2 separate regions of the Homo sapiens genome follow, and region 2 is linked to region 1. The links are chromatin contacts, found by Hi-C or POLR2A ChIA-PET in ENCODE. All regions are on one chromosome and are shown on one strand. Each heading gives the region's core, a stretch centred on a gene start or an enhancer-like site at or near the end of the contact. The rest is flanking DNA. Distances are from core to core; before and after follow the strand shown.

What was found. A loop is a pair of places that touch in the nucleus more often than their neighbours do. ChIA-PET counts read pairs that join two places held with the same protein, here RNA polymerase II (POLR2A). Pooled maps may share reads with other maps.
Region 2: a map of naive thymus-derived CD4-positive, alpha-beta T cell shows a loop between it and region 1 (3-fold over the local background). The contact joins two enhancer-like sites. A Hi-C loop is called at or near these places in 1 of 168 maps with a recorded cell type or tissue (naive thymus-derived CD4-positive, alpha-beta T cell) and 3 of 50 pooled maps. POLR2A ChIA-PET finds 5 or more read pairs at or near these places in 2 of 52 experiments (both activated T-cell).

Annotation. Positions count from the first base shown.
Region 1 is chr6:45,583,757-45,589,525 of GRCh38, forward strand. No RefSeq gene overlaps it. Among named protein-coding and RNA genes, the nearest start is that of RUNX2-AS1, 9.8 kb to the left of the region's middle. Within about 2 kb of position 2,520, at least 4 of the 41 ENCODE cell types and tissues checked have a DNase peak (open chromatin) inside an H3K27ac peak, as active enhancers do.
Region 2 is chr6:44,973,648-44,979,416 of GRCh38, forward strand. The region is part of intron 6 of SUPT3H (SPT3 homolog, SAGA and STAGA complex component); the gene reads right to left. Among named protein-coding and RNA genes, the nearest start is that of MIR586, 220 kb to the right of the region's middle. Within about 2 kb of position 3,489, at least 3 of the 41 ENCODE cell types and tissues checked have a DNase peak (open chromatin) inside an H3K27ac peak, as active enhancers do.

The DNA.
Region 1 (5,769 bases), core at 1,270-3,769:
CATATACAATGAGGTGTTATATTTATTATTATTTCTATTTTAAATTATCCATTGAAGAAAGAAGACATGGAGAGAATTTTTAGTGAGGTCCAGGGTCAAATTGGGTTCAGAAGCCCAAAGGGGAACATGGTAGTTTTCTGACTGGGATGCATGTGACCTTGGGCAGGTCAACTAACCTCTCCCAGCTTCATTCCCCTCATGGGTAAAGCAGAAGAGTGGGACTGTGTAGTTTTAGGGAACTTGTACATCTAAATTCTATGATTCTCATCTTTTATTCTCATCCATATCCCCTGGACTCCCTAGTTCACTGACTTCTAGGACCCATAATTATGACTATGTGAAAGAATACTCTTTAATCCAGCGATGCATTCCCAGAGTGACATGTGCTCTAATGTGAGAAACAGTAATGAGAGCTACAGTAGAAACAGAATCCTTCAGTGGCTTTGGCCTCCCCAACTTGATGAGATGCTCATTCATCTCGGGTGTGTGGTTGGAACATGAGTGGGTACAAAAAAGGTGCCAAAATTGCTGCCTGAGGAAGGAAGTAGTTGGAATTGATACCCTGTGAGTGGGGTTAGCTATGTGCAAAAGTAGACCACACCTAGAAACAGGGTATAGTTGTGTTTCTAAGAAGACTCAAGAAGCAACTTGATCCTGTCAGGGGACTGGGCCATATCCCTCAGCCTGGAGTGCAGGGGGTGAAATGTACAGCACTGGTACACGAAGGAGGAAATGGCTGAAGTGCAGTGGTCTCTTTGGAGTGGCTTGGAAGCAAAGGCATATTTCTGTTGATGGGACATATTAGGAAAGGACAGTGATGTTAGAGATAGTTAGAATGAGGCTCAAAGCATGGCTTTTGGAGCCTCTCATCTCTAACTGGAGGCCAAAAGCAGTGGCATGGGGGCTGTTCTGTCATTGTTTCCCAAACTTCAGTCATTTGGATGCCACAGTTAAGATGTTTGCTGTATCCACCTGCTCTATTATTTCTTTAACATTTGTATTGAAGTTGATTTGTTTTTATTGAAATGTTTATTTTAAAAGGAAGCTTTCTATCATTATCAGAAAAAAACCAGTATCACTTGCCATAATTAGAAGACAATCATCCTGTCTCCCCCCCGCACACCATGAAAATAAAGCAATGTCATGAAGTCCTAACGAGGTTATCTTACCTGTAGAAGGCTGTGGGCCTGAGGATTGCTCCTTTCCTGTTAAAGGGAAGATTAGAAAGTGTTGGACTCACCAGCACACCCAGACTTTCTTCTTGGAGTAGTAAGAAAGACTGACAGATCATAGTAATGGGTAAAATTTGTTGAGTCTCTTTTTACATATCCTCCCATTGACACCTCCAGATTTTATGAGACCAGTGATTCTATCATTTCCATTTGTTTTCTAGCTGAGGACATCAAGTCTGAGAGAATAAACCACTTGCTCAGAGCACCCAAGCTAGCTAGGGGTGTAGACAATGGGAAGCGAAGAAATTTGACTCCAGACCTGGAGTTCTTCAGCACAGGACTATATCTTCTCTTACGTGTCAGTCTGTGCTATTGAATGCTTTGACTTCATGGCCTCTGAGAGCATCTCAAGTGCCTCCTACAAGCATTTGCTGTATCAGGAGTTTCAGGAATCTTACCTGAAGGTGCTTAATAAGGATTGGTCTCTTCTCCTCCCCACAACCCTCCTGTTCATGGGACAGACCATCCTGAGCCTTGGTTCCAGTATTCAAGGATGCTGGAAGAGAGGTGGCCACTTCATCTCAAAACACTCGTCCTTGTCCTCTGACAATCCCAGAATTTCCAGGCAACCTTCCAATGGTGACCTGCTTTCCACAGTGGGCTTTCCAACTGGGGTGAGAATGAACCCATCAACTGATAGTAACGCTTGATTTTTGGTTCACAGATGTACCTTAGTGATGGGTACAGGGCCCTCTATCAATATTTACTGAATGAGTGAGTAAATGTTTGGCAGTTATATTTCTAAAACTAACAATGAGATTAATAATAAAATGGCTACTTTATGAAGCTCCCATGCTACACCTGACTTGGTCTTAAATGTCCCTCCTGTGTTATTTCCTCAAACAACCCTATGAAGTAGGTGCTGTTGTCCTCTTTTACAGATGAGGTTGGAAACTGAAGAGCTAAGTAACTGTTTGATCCAAAGCCTGTGGGTGCTCCCAACTCTTGCTTATGCTGCTCCCATCAGAATTGCCCACATGGCTCTGAGTTCTGATGGATTTGGTTAATGATGGTCAGGCCCTTTGAGCACCACCTCTGACTTTACTAACAAGCTGAGTCTCGTTTCCGTCGGCCCCAGTTTCTTCATCTACAAACAGAATATTACTGAAGAGAGCACATGAATGCACTTGGTACATGGCCAGCATTCAATAAAAGGCATTTCTTATTATGGGGAGGAAGCAAAGAGGAACCGCATGGGGAAAGAGAAGCCACTTCAGGAGGATAATGGAGATGGCAGCAACGTTCTTTCTGTTTTTTGGTAACTATGGTGAAGGTGTCAGACAAGGCCTCCAAATGCCAATTTCCCCCTTTCTCAGAAATGCCCCAGAGAGCAAACTCTCCCACCCCAAGTTCCCCCAGAATGAGTATTCAGCACCCTTAGTTGTTGGATACACATCCTCCTGGGCCATGTGGCCCCCCTGCTGCCCGTTGCAGAAACAGCCTGCTGCAGCTGTGGCATTGCAGGAAGTTAATCCCCTCACTCAGGGCGGAGACCAGAGATGGGTGGAACACCCGAGAAGCACAGGCAACGGTGGTGATAATGAAGAGCGTGTGCGAGGCTGGGGGGGCCACCAGGGAGGGGCGGGAGGGCCCCCTGGAGGGTGCAGGGAGGAAAGGGTGCTGAAGCCTCTAGTTAGCTGAGCTCAGCCCCTCCAGCCTGGACACTGGCAGGGTACAGTCCTTCCCAGGGCAGTGTCAGCAACTTGACCCTGGCACCCGAAGATCCCTTCCACCATGGAGTGTGAGGTCTGAATTTGAGAAAGACTCTGTTAATGTGATGTGGTCTCTTGTCTTTATCCATCCTCATTACCCCACACCCCCGCCCCTTTTCAATCACTGTATCAACCCTCAGTTGCCTGTTTACTTGGTTTTGTGGTTTTTCACTTAGATGTGGTTAGAGAAAGGTGGGGTCAGAGGACAGGTTCTCCACCCCGCTCCTTCACCCCCACCCAAGTGTTCTACTTGGTCTCAGAGAGCAGAACATGACACTCTTGGCACAGCAGATAGATAGGGAAATTCTGATTCAGTTTCTCTGGGGTGGGGTCCACGTGTAGGTATGTGCTCTAAGCTCCCAGGTGATCGAGAGCCACTGCTGTAGTTATTGAAGGTATTGGATGACTCACTGCATTTAGAAGGCAAGTCAGTGGGGAAAAAGTTGAACCCAGCTAGTAAGAGTTAGCATTTCTTATTCCTGCACAAACATTAGCTAAGGAGGATTTGACTACCTAGAGTCTTTTGACAAGGCTCTCAAAAACTTATTCCCAGCACTCCATGGATGTGGACAAAGAGTATATATTGTCCAGCTCATTTTATACCTGCAAAATGGCATAGTTAGTAAATCACTGGGGAGCTAAGAAGTTATGATAACAATGGAATGACTTAGCAGAGATGATGGTGGTGGTGATAAGAGGGACAAGCCAAGACCCGAAACCTTTGATGCTCAGATCATTCCACAGTTCTTCAGATGTTATTGAACCAATAGGTGTGCCCTAGAATAATGAATTCCATCCAATACCATCTGCCAGATCCTGGAGGCCATCTTAAACCTACCAGGATAGCTTGGAGGGCACAAATGCCACTTAAGGAGAGAGAGGACAGAGCCAGGGCTGCTTCCTGCCAATATATTTACAGGAGAGATTATGGGCTTAGAGCCTCAGTGAGACTCTGTAGAAAGATATGAGGAAGTTTAGGGATTTTTAAGGAAATGATAGCTTACTTCGTGGGCAGTGCCTGTGTGCTGGATAGTCAGTGGGGCAGTGGTGTGGTGTCAGGACATGCCAGGTGCACACGTAGCAGGCCTGCAGAAGTCTCAGTTATGAAAAGCGTGGAACACACCATCAGTGACAGATGGAGAGGCCCCCCACCCCCACTCTCACCCTGCCACACCCTACCCCAGCCTCTTAGACCACAGGTGCAGACCCAACTCCAGAGTTTGCAACACAGATCAGTAAGAGTCTCCTTCATTGTGTTATTTATATTTTCCCTTCCCCAGCAAGATTGCCTGGTTCAAGATTCGTTATCCACCAGCAGTTACCATTGAGAAATGATGATAGAACATGAAATACCACTCACAATGACAGCTAAACCCACAACATACCTGGGAATTGACCTCACAGAAGATCCCCCAAACGTTTTTGGGAAATTAACAAACAAACTATTTTAAAGTGTGTAAAAATGAAAGGATGATATTATAGCAGAATACCTTCAATGTAAAGTAAAACATGTATACTCCATTTTTAAAAATGATATAGACATATTCAAGGACTTACAGTAAGTAAGTGGATAACCCTGGGAAGAGGGAATAAACTAGGGGCTCATATACATAGACACATATATATTATCTGATAATACCTAAACACATTTCCTCAGCAAATAATAGTTGCTTTCTTGAATACTCAACCCAAACAGGCAAAATGTGTGTATCTTCCATGGTGCTTAGCTCAGTGCCTTGCATGAAAAAGGTGCTCAATACACATTTTTGTAAAAGTTCCATTAAAAATAATATTTATATAATATTTACACATTATGAATGTATAGCAAATTTAGAACATGTACATTATAGAGAGAATCTAGAAAATACACATTATGAAAATTTATAAAATATCGATAATCAAAAGTATGTTAAACTCACCCATACTACTCCTTATGGATAACCCCTATGAACATTTCTAGATTTATTATTCCAGATTTCAATTAGGGTATTTTTTATGATTGATTGATGACTTTTACTATGTTTTCATCCAGTAGTTTTAGCCAGTTTGTAGTTTGAATGAAAACCATTTTGAAATGAGTTCAGTGTACAAAATATTCACTATGCATGAAGTGTAGTGTGTGCAAGGCAGGAGCAGCTAGCCTGGGAGTGAGTCCGAAAGGTGATGTCAAGGAAGACGAGGGGTCAGTCAGGCTCAATGTGATGGGGTTGATCAGGAGAGGGACAACAGGGTGTTGGCAAACCTTCTGTAAATAGCCAGATAGTTAATATTTGCAGGTCCTATTATCTCTGTTACAACTACTCTACTGTGCTGTCATACTGTGAAAGCAGCCAGAGGCAATATGTAAACGAGTGAGCATGGCTGTGTTCCAATAAAACTTATGGGCATTGAAATTTAAATTTCCTATAAGTTTTTCATGTCACAAAGTATTCTTCTTTCAATTTTATATTAAAAAAAAACCAATTCTTAGCTTGTGGACCATACAAAAACAGGTGGTAGGCTAGATTTGGTCCATGGACCACCGTTTGCAGACTTTTGGGGGTGATGTCACAGGACGAAGGAAAAGACCAGAGGCAAGAGAAACCTTGGCAAGTTAAAGAGCTAATGGAAGGGTGTGATAGATCATTGAGTGGGAGGCTGGAGGTGAGGCGTGCTCCTGGAGAGGCTTCAGACACCCATAGCTCGGCTCCATGTGCCACTGAAAGGTTGGGAGTAGTGGAGAGAGATCAGCTGGAATGGACTTCAGAAGAGGATCCATTCTGGGATTATACCAACATTCAAACCATTGCTCAAACTATGTTAGGCCAGAAAGTCTGGTTTCAGGT
Region 2 (5,769 bases), core at 2,239-4,738, 610 kb before region 1:
TTCCTATATTAATCTGTTTTCACACTGCTAATAAAGACATACCAGAGATTGGGTAATTTATAAAGGAAAATGGTTTAATTGACTCACAGTTCTGCAGGGCTGGGGAGGTCTCAGGAAACTTACAATCATGGCAGAAGGGGAAGCAAATACATCCTTCTTCACATGGTGGCAGCAAAGAGGAGAAGCCCCTTATAAAACCATCAGATCTCCTGAGAACTCACTTACTACCATGAAAACAGCATGGAGGTAACAGCCCCCATAATTCAATTACCTTCCACCAGGTCCCTCCCACGACACGTGAGGATTATGGGAACTACAATTCCAGATGAGATTTGGGTGGGGACACAGCCAAACTGTATCAATTGCTATAACAGACTCCTAATGAGTCTTCCTGCTATGGCTCACATATATTAGGTAACTTGTCCAAGGTTGCTAAGCAATGTGTGCTGCAATCTGAAATGAGATCTGTCTTACTCTAAAGTTTATGCTCTTTTTACTACAAAAGGGGTTTGGCTACGTGTGTATATGCTGGGTGGGGTAGGTGTATGTGAACATTTGAAAATATGTATTTGTGTATATATATATTCATATATACATGTTTGTATATATAAATATATATATGTCTGTATAACTATATACACACATATATGTATAATGTGTGTGTATAAATTGTGTGTGTTTGTGTTTGTGTAATTTAAGAGATACCTTATGGAACCCTCATAAATGAAGGTGCTGAAACCAGAGATGCTTTGATAGAGGTGAGGGAAGAAGACTCACAGTCCTCCAATATTCTTTCTCCTCTGCAAAGTACTTCTCAATGAAATACCAAAAACTGCAAAACACAACTTGAAAACTACTGTACTATACACATTGCCGTCCCTTCAAGGAGTAAGCATTGTGCTTCTGGTTTCAAAACAGAGGCCATTTCACAGGAAGATCATGGTACCAAAGGAAAAAGTAATCCCCACACACCGGACAAAGTGACCTTTTAAAAATGCAAATCATGCTGTGTCATTTCTATCAAAACCCTCCTTGGTCCTGACATCATGGTCTGTTGCAAAAATGACAGGCTATCTATAAAGCACTTAGGAAAAACTGCTCCTAAAACAGACTAGAACAAATGTTGCTATATTTAACTTCCCTGAGTCAATACAATAAGACCTCTCTTCACCTCTGATAAAAATTCTATACCCTATGTGAAAGCTACCCTACTGCTGCCAGAAATGTTAATGAGTAGCAGAGATAACTGGCTCAATGATGTATTAAGATGACCAGTTTATTGGGAGGCCGAGGCAGGTGGATCACCTGAGGTCAGGAGTTCGAGACCAGCCTGACCAATATGGTAAGACCCCGTCTCTACTAAAAATACAAAAATTAGCTGGGCATGGTGGTGGGTGCCTGTAATCCTAGCTAGTCGGGAGGTTGAGGCAGGGGAATCACTTGAACCCAGGAGGCGGAGGGTGCAGTGAGCAGAGATCGGGCCACTGCACTCCAGCCTGGGTGACACAGCAAGACTCCATCTCAAACAAACAAACAAACAAACAAAAAAGACGACCAGTTTATAGCTTTTACTATCTGTAATTTATCTTCTTAGTTTCACTCTCCCAGTTTATAAATATTTTAAAAGTTGACTCTTTATATAGAAAACCATAAGTATTCTAACTAACGAACTAAGTTGGGCCTAAATGCCCATCAACCAACAACTGAATAAAGAAAATGTGGTATATATATACCATGGAATACTACTCAGCCATAAAAAGGAATGAAATAATGGCATCTGCAGCAAGCTGGATGGAGTTGGAGATCATTATTCTAAGTGAATTATCTCAGGAATGAAAAACTAATTATCTTATGTTCTCACTTATAAGTAAGAACTAAGCTATGAAGATGCAAAGGCATAAGAATGATATAAGGAACTTTGGAGACTTGGTGGGAAGGGTGGGAGGGGGTGAGGGATAAAAGACTACACTTGGGTACAGTGTACACTGCTCGGGTTACAGTGCACCAAAATCTTAGAAATCACCACTAAAGAACTTATACACGTAACCAAAAACCACCTGTTCCTCAAACACTATTGGGAAAAAAATTGAAATGTCAATATACTTGGAAAGAGTCCTATTAATAATATAAACATCAAATTACTTCTGATTTTTGATAAGCAGAGTAAGTAAAATGATGAGCTCATTATTAAAAAAAAGAAAATATGAAAAAAGCAAACTCATGCTGAGTATGTCATGCTCCAGTAAGGAAACAATGCCACCAGTGTGGGAAAAATTCTCGAGGAAAAATAGGCTTTTATAACTGGATAGCATTTGAGTTAAGATTAGAAACAAAACAAACAAAATTAAATTATTTATTCCTCTAAATGGAACGTTCTTAATCATCTTAATGCTAAAGTTTCCTTTCTTGTAATTGGCTGAGTTGTTTTCACGAATCAGAAATGAGCAAGTCCATCAATAGAAATCTGTCACAGAGACTGATCTAAGCTAGAAGCATGAGTTAACATAAAACAAAAGGAAGAAAATTTTTTTCCTGAGAATGCCAAGATTTAGTCACTAAGAAAAGGAGAAAATGATAGTCTTTACCAAGTATGACTATCACGAAGATACAAGAATAATCATAACAATCAAAAATGCTTTGCTTCAGATGTAGTAAACGTAAATTCCTAAATACTTAAGAAAAAGCAGAAATGTCTACACATTTGGAAAATTAATGTCTTTTTTTTTTTTCTTGAGACAGAGTCTCACTCTGTTGCCCAGGCTGGAGTGCAGTGGCGCAATCTTGGCTCACTGCAATCTCTGCCTCCAGGGCTCGAGAGATTCTCCTGCCTCAGCGTCCCGAATAGCTGGGAATACAGGTGACCACAACCATGCCTGGCTAATTTTTTGTATTTTTAGTAGAGACGGGGTTTCACCATGTTGGCTAGGCTGGTTTCAAACTCCTGACCTCAAGTGATCTGCCCGCTTCAGCCTCCCAAAGTGCTAGGATTACAGGCATGAGGCACTGCGCCCGGCCATATTTTGAATTCTTATCTGAAAAGTCTACTTACCTAAACTAAAAATATTTTTTAAAAACAGAAATAATCTTTAAAATAATTGTGGGTGTGAAAATCTTTGAATTATAAAGTCTTGCAGGGACTTTTCTCTTGAAGAAGGCTTGGCTATACTTAGATTCAGTATAGGTATTTCAAGTAGCCTGAACACAATGGCTGTCCCTTGAGCTTCTAAGAATGCAGAAGAGCAAAATCCTCTGCAATCATAAGTGCAAAACCTGTAATTATGGTTATTTAACAAAATGGTTTCTGTTAAGATATTTGATGATGAAATTTCCACTCTCTTAGATGTCAGTGCCCACATTTTATTCAGGCTTTACTCATGAGTAAATGTATTATAACTGTTATTTGATTAAATGTCAGTGGCCACCAGGCCTAGTTCATAAGCAAGAAGCTTAAAGAAGGCAAGCCACAGAGGGTGTGGAATGATTACAAAGAAAGATGATGAAAGGAGAATTGTTTTTGCAACTTGGTGATGTGAGGCAGTGTTTCACCTTAAATAAAGTAACCACAAAAGCTTTAAAGAAGCAAAGGACTATTTTGGCAGCAAGAGGAAGGGAAGATCAGTAAAATGGGTAAAGTCAAGTAAGGAAGAATCACAGCATAGAACAGCAGTATTTTAAAGTTTTATGTATACTGCCTTATTTACATGTTTATCCACTCAACAGCTGTGTCAGGGAGAAAGATAAGCTATTATTACATTTCCATTTATAGAAGAAACTGAAACTTACTGATTCTCTGGATTTTTTAAAAATACTTTTTAAAAAAAATTTTTGAACTAATTTTAGATTTGCAGAAAAACTTCAAAAATAGTACAGAGAGTTCCTGTATACTCTTCACCCCACCTTGCCACCCTACATGCATCTTATCTGATCTCACAAGCTAAACTGGGTCAGGTTTGTTTAGTACTTGGATGAGAGTTTTGTGGTTTTTCACCAAGGTAAAATATATTGCTAGAAAGAGTTTAAGATTCCTATTCCAAAATCAGTGCTCTTTCTACTATACTACTGACTTCTACACAAAACTCCTTATTCAGATATAAAATTTTCTATCTGATCAAGTAAAATTATGCAGTTCACTTGACATTACTACTACATGTTACAACTTTAGAGATGTATAAAATTTGCAATAATCTAAAAAATTCTACGTGAAATGCTCTGTAGTGGCCCTGATAAGAAACTGGTTTTGTTTTATAGAATTGAAACCCTCAGATTGCGCTACATGCAGTTTTCATAAGATCTAGAAATGTATTCTAAAATGAATACATTGCTTAATGAAATATAAGTGGACGAATGTCATGGAATTATCATAGTGCCTACTGAATATTCAGACTACATTTTCTGAGTCATTTTACTCGGTGGTAGTAGTAAATATTACATATTCCACTAACTTGATGTTATGCATGCTGCAAATCCTTTGATTCTGATTCTAGTCACTATGAAGGGAAGATTATTTCTAAAGTAAATTCCATAGGAATATTGCTATATTATATATTTTCATAAAGAAGATTCTGTCAATGACAGCTACCATTTCTTAAACACCCATGTGCTGAACTGAGCCAGGTATATTACATATGTTATCACAAATCCTTCCCAACACTTCTAAGATGCAGGTCCAGATAAAGGAATCTGAGACTCAGAAACATGTAGTAATTTGTCCAGGTTAGTAACATACCTTGGATAAAGAATGGAACTGTGATTTTAATATGTAGGTCTATATGACCCCAAAGCCCATGCTCTGGTCATAATACCATACAATCTAAAGAGAGTATCAGAAAAAAGACAAGTATACTACAAACAGTTTGGTAAAAGATAAAAACTGTCATTCTATAATAAAGAAAATGATGCAGAGGGAAGAGATAGATTTGCTAAACAATGAGAATATGCATACTGTGTATGTTTCATTAGTTTGTAGGCTTTAAGTGGGAACACAGTGTTGTGACATAGCATGGTCTCATCTGTCTGGGAAGGTCATCCTTCCTTTCTATTCGTTCTAAGTAATAGAATAATAGTTATTCTATTGAGTAAGAAGCAACATGAAGGATCCACATGGGAGGACTAGGGTGAGGGTGAAAGTAGGGAGAGAGTTTGGTCTGTCAGAACAGGCTAAAAACCCTATAATCACTGGGGCAACAGGTTTCATGACCAGATTGCCCAAACGTTGTATGCAGATTAGAAACAAAACAAAACATGGACAACATTGAAATAAGTAACAGAAATCCACACAATGAAAATATGTCCTTGCCAAAATAATAAATTAATATTCTTCAAAGCACAAAAGCAATCCTGTTAATATTCTTTTCTATTGGTGCCTTTTAGGTACATTTACAACATGATAAACTAAATTGGATTTTATACAATTCTTAAGTAATACTCCTATTGTACCACACCAGGTATCCCATATAGTTAAATGAACACGCCTTGTTACTTTGCATACCCTCCTTTGCATAATGTTCTTTAGAGGTAGAAAAACACACAGCCCAGATGGTACTTATTTTTCTGTAGCACAGTATTTTAATTTCTCAAGTCGCAGAACGAATATTTTGATTAACAAAAAAGCCTAAAATCAAATCCTCCCATTTTCTTTCAGAATTTAAGAGACAAGAAACATACTAATAAATACTGAATGATTTCTTCAACCATTTGATAGGTTGATAGGTTTCAATGAACAAAATTCTTCAAATTAGTATGAGTCTTAGGCTAAAACATGTTAAGATA